2 separate regions of the Homo sapiens genome follow, and region 1 is linked to region 2. A link is an interaction called in ENCODE POLR2A ChIA-PET data of the cell type or tissue named here. Cell type or tissue: Panc1. All regions are shown on one strand.

Region 1 (4,000 bases), 180 kb after region 2:
TATGCTACAGGCATTGTGGCTGAGGCTTGGCCAATCAGGTGCTCCCAGTATTGAATGAGAATCTTAAGTGAGATAAACAAGAGGCAGCGATCTTTTAGAATTCACTTCATAATGATGACACAGAGGGGATGGGAACAGCATCCAGTGTCCAGTGGCAGCAGAGTCTGACAGTGTGTGGGAGCAGCAATTCATACAGTGACACCCTCACCAGGCAGTTTCTGTGGCATAGCCTTGCTCATGGCTCAGCGCGCTCTACCTCCCTTAATTCCCACCCATTTTCTCAGCTGCTACTGTTGATTCTACGAGCTTTCTAATATCCTTCCAATAAATTCCTCCTCTGCTGATGTTTTCCAGTGTAATTCTTGCAACCAAGAGCACTGATTGCTAAAGGTATAAATTATCACCCCATTTTCAGCTGACAATTTGGGTCATTGAAAGGCTATATTAGAGGGCCAATAGTCATACAGTAAATGAGGTGAAATTCGAACCCAGATCCGCTTGATGCCAAGCTTGTATTCTAAACCACTACTCTGTTAAGTGCCATTAGTTAAAAATAGAAAATACTACAAAGACTAGCCTCCTATGGTTTTTAGAGAATTATTTCTTAGCTTAAGGATACAAGGAATTTACATGGTAGGTTATCACCAACTGTTGAGGCTACTGCTAGGAAAAACCACGTCATGCTGATGAGCTCAGGGAGATGCCTGTGCCATCACTTTCAGCACAAAACCACTGCAGAAGTGTTTGCCAGTCATGGGTCTGTCATTGTTTTTATGGAGTCTAGACAGGGTGTTGCTTCCTACCTCTTTTCTGCTGGCTGGTGACATTCCCTTTTTCATGCTTCCTGCCTTTGTCCCCACCTCCTCTAAAATGAGCTTCCCTTGTTGATTCAACACAGACTTTTCCTTCTCTAGGAGAAACCTCAGATAATTATTCCTGCCCCCCTCCAAAAATATAATCCTGCTCTTTAAGGAGGGATTTTTTTTTTCATTTCTTTGGATTGGAAAAATGCTCCTTTGGTTCATGGTAGAGCCTGACTTTTGAAAGCCTTCTGAGAGGATGTCTCCTGGTTAACCCTGGGGAGATGTTTCACTATCTGGCAGCCCTTCTCATCACGGACATTCAGTTTAAATCTCTCTGTCCTTAATTTTACCCCAATTTAGTCCTTCTATTCAGCTCAGTAATGACTCTGACTGTTGTTTACTCTATGGACACTTTCCAATGACAATCATGTCTCCTCTCGGTCGTTACTCAGCAGAGCTGGGCATTTGAGAATCTTTTAATAATTTCTTTGTGTATGTCAGTCTCTTTGCCCTCTGAGTCATGTTTGTGCTCTCCTCTTAACTTCCTTCAGTTTGAGCCCAATTGGAAATATGATTAGCATATAGATTTTTCCTGCTTCTGGCAAGGATTTTTACACTTAGTTGAAAAAAGAAGCTATACATTTTGTAGAAAACTCAAGGTCTGACCCACCAAACTCCATTATTGCCTTCCTGGACCAATATCCTTCTTCAATAGCCATTTTACACAAAGTTTGTTTCTGGTAATGAGAAGTTAATTGCCAGGCTTTGATACATTTGGATGGGGTTTGTATTTTGTTATCTTTTGTACTTCAGGCAACGTTACTTATCTTAAAATTGATTGTAGAATGCCTTAAATGTATCTGCAGTGGCTTATTGTTCTTTTAATAATAATTAAAGTGTTCTTTAATAATCACTCTTTTGTAATAGGTATCTCTCTTGTCACAGATAGCTTCTGTGATCCGGAAACTCCTATCTCCTCTGGGAGCTAACGTTAATTTTTGCAGCTGTCTTGTTATCCAGCAGTATTCTTTGTTTTGCTTTAACACAGCCACCCAGGAGTATTTATTAAGCACTGCACAGTTTAACTGCCTATAAAGATTAGGCCCAGGCTATTTACTTACTGGGTTGGTTAAAATTGGCAATTGGGATAATAGTCTTCCCTTTCCAATGGCTGGTGCAGCTGGCACATTTCCTGCCAGGTTGAAAAATATCAGTGCACTGTTTAATATGTCTCTTTGAAGAGAAATCTGAAGCCAGGGAATGCAAATGGAAGCCTGCTCACTGTATGTAGAGAAATTGTCTCCTAATTAGTTAACATTTGATAGACTTTGAATTTGACTTTTTCAAAAGCATTTGCCTGAGTTAACTAGACTTTATTTTTCACAGGTTTGTTTTTTATCAGTGTGTTGTACAGAGCGAATGGCCTCGGACCTTCAATGGCTGTGCACTGCTTTCTCAGGACTTTCCCTCAAAGGGAAGAACTGACCCTTATCTCTTTCCCTTTTCTCCACCATTAGAGCTCAGAGATCCCAAGAGGCAAAGCGGGGAAAGGTGGGTGACTAAATCACCAGGAATTCCCTGAGGTATCTGTTCTGTGTTGTTCCCTTGTGACAATGATGGGTGGCCTTCACGTGTCTGATGTTGTCCTATCATCAGAACCAGGGTTATCCTCAATTCTCAGGACTAACTGTAACTCTAATCCCTTCTCGTGCTACTGAGAAAGCATAACAGAGTACAAGGGAGTGAAAATGATATTATTTTAGGAAAAATTTAAATTCCTTTAGCTCAGTTAAAAATGTAGAAACTTTGGAGCTTTATATGTTATGAATGAATTAACTGTGACACCCCTAATCCCTGATCAAGATCCAGGGGTGGGCCCAACAAGGAATGGAGCACTGCTGCCCTTCCCATGCCACCTTGTTAGGATTTCAAGGGTGAAATAGCTCTCCTCTATCAGCTAATTGAGCCAGAAGGGACTATTTAGGAAAAGGAAGGGGAGGTGTCTTTTACTCCCAAAGATGTATATTCCTAGTTTCCTTCCTGTAGTGAAGATGATTGGATATTTTTATTTTATAAGGGTTAAAGACTTCAAACATATTCAATATTTTCTGTCTTTTTCTTTTTATCTTATTCTCTCAGTAATCTTCAGTCATCTATTAAAAAACAATAGTAAAGGGAGAGTAAGATTACTATGAATGACTTTCCTTTATACATGATATCTGGCTGTGGTTTTTCAATTGGGAAACAGATTTTCAGCCTTCTGGCAAGGTTTACTGAGTATACATTTGACTATTTTTCTCCCTGAATTTTATTATGTAAAAAGCTTCATAGGAGAAAGCTTTGCCATGAAGCTGTATTGCAGGTTTTTGTAAACTTGCATGGTTAGTGTCAACCAATAAACGTTTGATGAATGAATGAGCCAATATCTTATGCAATTAATAATGTTGGCCATCTCATTTTTTACGGAGTGTACTGTTTGTTCAGTCCAACATTGCCAATAATTACTCTTACCCTAGCCCTCCAAGTGAGGGAAAATATGCTCCATGTTCTCCAGATTGAATTCTCATAGCTTAACATGGACACCCTTTTTGACTTTATTATTACTACAAAATCACATAGTCTTCTACTTGTAAGGAACAATGTACAGTGCAATGTAGGAATAAATACCCTCAATTATAGAAATTAGGTTACTTACCCCTGATTATATAGCCAATTAGAACAAAGCTTAACTTCTGTAAAATTAGAGTTGATGACCTTAGGAATTAGAAACAAAAACAAAAACCAGCTTTGTTAAGATGTATGGTAAGCCTTGTTCTTTTGTGGTGATTTAGAATAAGAAGAATTGGCCAAATGCAATGTACCTTGAAGAAGTTTAAGAATATTAATTCACATCAAGTCAAAATCGTCACCATTATGAAAGTAATTACAACAACCACTGCTTTTGCTTATTTTCCATTTATGCGATTCAGCAGTACAAGCAAAATGAGGTAAAGTTATAGGTCAAGAACAGTCAGCCTTCTTCAGTTATTTCTGAAGCCTTTTATGATTGTGTTATAGCCCAATGTTCACCTTAGACTTGTCTCCTTTCTCAGTTTCATGCATTTCTTGTTGCTTAGTTTTAGAAATCATTTCACTCTGGAAAGCTTTCAGATCACAGATTCCTGCTCATAAGTGGATAAATGTGAGTATACTGGGAA
Region 2 (4,000 bases):
CTAGAACAACATTTTATTACCATGGCACGACTAGAAATCCATTTTAGGAGGGTGTGACAATGTAACAGAATTATGTGAGACAGAAAAATACAGTCAGAGTAGATCAAGGTTATTTATGTAATAAACTTTTTGACATTTTACTTTTTAACTATCAAGAGGTCTGTTCTCAAGAAGGAATGCTTATTCAGTGATACTCTGGTTTATCATGAGTGTTATTTGTCATTCAGGTTACTATTTATATGCATCATTAAAAGATAAAAGAACTGTCCTTTCTGTTATCCGAATATTTATTACAGGTCTACTATATGCCAGGTACTCTATATAAAAGTGCCATGTTATAGAAAAAGGCCTTGCCTCTAAGGGAGTCACAGCCTGGAGGAAGGGAATGCCTGAGCAGGCCTAAGTGACCTGATCTGCGTTTTGAAAATAGTAGAGGCTCCCCAGTACATAGGCGGTGGGGATGTAAGGTGGGGCATGAGGAAAAGGCACAAAATCATAAAAACACGGAGTGCTTAGAGAATGCCAAATCATTTGCTATAACAGAAGGGCAGGAGATGAAACTTGAGATACTGGCAAGTTCCTCAGAGGGTCTCTTAAGAACTGCTGAGAGGTTCAGACTTTATCCTCTTACATGGGAGCCATGAGATCAAAGCTGAATTTTGGAATGAGTACTCGGATAGAGCAAATGAGTGGGAAGAGAAGCCAAGATGTTGTCAGAGAGATAAGAAAAAACTTAAAAATAAAATACTACAGAAGGCAAAGTAGGAGAGAATTTCAAGGCAGGAGTGGTCAACAGGGCTAAAAACTGCAGTCATGATGTTGAAGTAACAAGAATGACAAAGTCTGAAGGTATAGGCCAGGGAAGTATGGTAATGGCAGTGCTGCAGTGGGGCTCGCTCGCCAGCTCTCTGATAGACAACGGTGGAGGCCCCAGGAGCATGGAACTAGAAAGGCCTCTGGACTCCTCACGGTTCTCTCCTACCCAGCTAGAGGATGGATCTGTCATACTGCTTTCTACCTTCTAGAGCACACAAAGCATTTTTGTGATCCCCTTGTTGCTGTGCCCTAGACATTCCTTTCAAATGCCTAACTGATGGTTTAACAAATATGTACTGAGTACCTACTATGTACCAGGTTACAGAGATACAAAGGTAAGCAAATACATCCCTGCTTTTGTGGCTCTTTCTGTCCAGTGGGGCAGACAGATAAACAAATAATCATATAAACATGGTGCTGTAAGAAACTTCAAGGAGAATTGATCCAATTTAGGAAGTTAGAAAAGGCTTTCTTGTGGCCGGGCGTGGTGGCTCACGCCTGTAATCCCAGCACTTTGGGAGGCCAAGGCAGACAGATCACGAGGTCAGGAGATCGACACCATCCTGGCTAACACAGTGAAACTCCATCTCTTCTAAAAATACAAAAATTAGCTGGGCGTGGTGGTGGGTGCCTGTAGTCCCAGCTACTTGGGAGGCTGAGGCAGGAGAATGGTGTGAACCTGGGCGGTGGAGCATGCAGTGAGCAGAGATTGTGCCACTGCACTCCAGCCTGGACAACAGAGCAAGACTCTGTCTCAAGAAAAAAAAAAAAAAGAAAAGAAAAGAAAAGGCTTTCTTGAGAATGAGTACATCACTGAGCAAAGATCTGAAAGAACAGAAGTTACTTAGGTGAAGACAGGAGGGAAGAGTATCCCAGGTAGAGAACGTGTTGTGCAAAGTGCCTGTAGAAGGAAGGCCTATGCCAAGCAAGAAGGACTAGATATGGCTGGAGTACAGAGTGAGGCGTGCCTGGGGCAAGGTGAGGCTGAAGATTAGGTAGTAGCTAGATCAAGCCAGGCCTGGTGTCCATGGTAATGCATCTGGACTTCATCTGAGAGCAGTAAAAAGTGAGTTAATAGCTTTAATGTACCTTGGAAGGGACAGAAGCATTTTGAAAACAATCCCCTGGCTGAGTAGTAAGAGAACAGACCTGGAAACAGGCCAGAGTGACTGAGGATAGATTCCAGAATAGACAGCAGTAGTCTGGATAAGAATCTTGGTGGTGGAAGAAAAAAAGTGGAAAGTGGACAGATTCAAGGGTTAATTAGTGTCTTCGCCCATTTGTATTGCTATAAAGAAATACCAGAAGCTGCGTAATTTATAAAGAAAAGAGGTTTATTTGGCTCACAGTTCTGCAGGCTGTATAAGAAGCATGGTACCAGCATCTCCTTCTGATAGGGCCTCAGGCTGCTTCCATGCATGGCAGTAGGGAAGGGAAGCAGGTGTGTGCAGAGATCACATGGCGAGACAGGGAGCAAGATACAGAGAGAAGGAGGTGCCAGTTTTTTTTTGTTTTCTTTTGTTTTGTTTTATAACCAGTGCTTTTGGTAACTAACAGAATGAGAACTCACTTATTACAGTGAAGATGGCACTGAAACAATACATGAGGGATCTGCCTCCATGACCCAATCACTTCCCATTAGGCCTCACCTCCAAAATTGGGACTCAAATTACAACATGAGGTTTGAGGGGACAGACATTCAAATTATAGTAATTACGAAGTAAAATGAGCAACTGTTTTCTTTTGCTATCCAATCATGATGGATTGGATATGTGTGATGAAGGAGAGGGAGGTATGAAGAATGACTTTAAGATTTGTAACTTATACAACTGGATACTATTCACTGAGAGAGGAAACACTGAAATAGACCAGAATTGAAGATGATGAGTTCCCTTTTAGATATGCTGAATTTCAAGTGCTTCTGAAACATTCAAGAGGAGACAGAAACAGAATTTATAGCTCAGTGAAGAGGTCTGGACTGGAGAATATAATTTGGCACAAATCTTTATGCAGATAATAATTGACTCAAGAGCCAATAAGACGAGTGATGGAGAGATTATAAAGTGAGAAAAGGAGAGGATCTTGGATCCCGCCTTGAGGAATTCACCCCTTACATGATGGATGGAAGAGGGTGAGACTATAGAAGAGACAGATGACTAGCCCAATATGTGGAAAGAAAACCAAAAACCAAAACAGTGTGTTCAAGACACAGGGCACGGTGAACTATGTCGAGAAGCCAAGCAAGATGAGGATTGCATTTGGTAACGTGAAGTTGAAGCTGACTGATAACTTCAGTGACAGCTGTTTTGGCAGGGTAATGGTGTCAAGAGCCCAACTGGAGTGAGTGGAAGTGTGGAGTTGGGAGATGTGGAAACGATACAAACAAGAATAGACAACATTTTTTGAAAAATTTGATTTGCCTGTTAAGGGATGAATAGAGATGAAGAGGCAGCTGGAAGAAATATGAAGTGGAATGAGAAAATTTAGTTTGTTTTTAATAGGAAAAGCTTGAAGATTTTTAAAAGCAAAGGCAAGGGTGAGACATTAAAAAGCATGTGAGAGAAGGGGTAATCAAGTGCACAAAGTTCTTGAGAATGAAGAAGGGATGGGAGCCAAAGCAGTCATGGGGACTGGCCTGGCTGGGAGGCGGACAACCCCTCTGATGTAATAGGAAAGATGGAATTGGTGCAGATACTGGCATTGTTCTCTTCTTTGGGATCCAAATCCTCAACCACTGCAGTCTGAATTAATCCAACAGTGTCTCCCATTTAATCTATTCTATATATTGCATTTAGACTTAGCTCTGTTAAATACTGCAGATATATGAAAAAATACTCAACATCACTAATCATCAGGGAAATCCAAATCAAAACCGCAATGAAGTATCATCTCATCTGAGTCAGAAAGGTTCTTATCAAAAAGACAAAAAATAACAATGCTGGCAAACATGCAGAGTAAGGGAACTCTTATACACTGTTGGTGAGAATGTAAGTTACAACAGCCATTATGGAAAACAGTATGGAGGTTTCTCAGAAACCTAAAAATAGAACTACCATACAACCCACCCATCCCACTACTGGGTATTTATCCAAAGGAAAGGAAATTAATATATCAAAGGATACCTGCACTGTCATGTTGACTGAAGCACTATTCACAATAGCCAAGATACAGAATCAACCTAAGT

Evidence for each region. Peaks named below come from ENCODE experiments on the same cell type or tissue, not always from the same donor. Only the 100,000 strongest peaks of a DNase experiment are listed, where the experiment ranks them.
Region 1: POLR2A ChIA-PET joins it to region 2 with 7 read pairs; 2 of 35 experiments call an interaction of 5 or more read pairs at or near these places.

Annotation. Positions count from the first base shown.
Region 1 is chr4:173,054,847-173,058,846 of GRCh38, reverse strand. No RefSeq gene overlaps it. Among named protein-coding and RNA genes, the nearest start is that of GALNT7, 110 kb to the left of the region's middle. In Panc1, no CTCF peak of the experiment used is centred here; no DNase peak of the experiment used is centred here; H3K27ac peaks cover 2,033 bases.
Region 2 is chr4:173,233,146-173,237,145 of GRCh38, reverse strand. The region is part of intron 1 of GALNT7 (polypeptide N-acetylgalactosaminyltransferase 7); the gene reads right to left. Among named protein-coding and RNA genes, the nearest start is that of MIR548T, 33 kb to the left of the region's middle. In Panc1, no CTCF peak of the experiment used is centred here; no DNase peak of the experiment used is centred here; H3K27ac peaks cover 3,810 bases.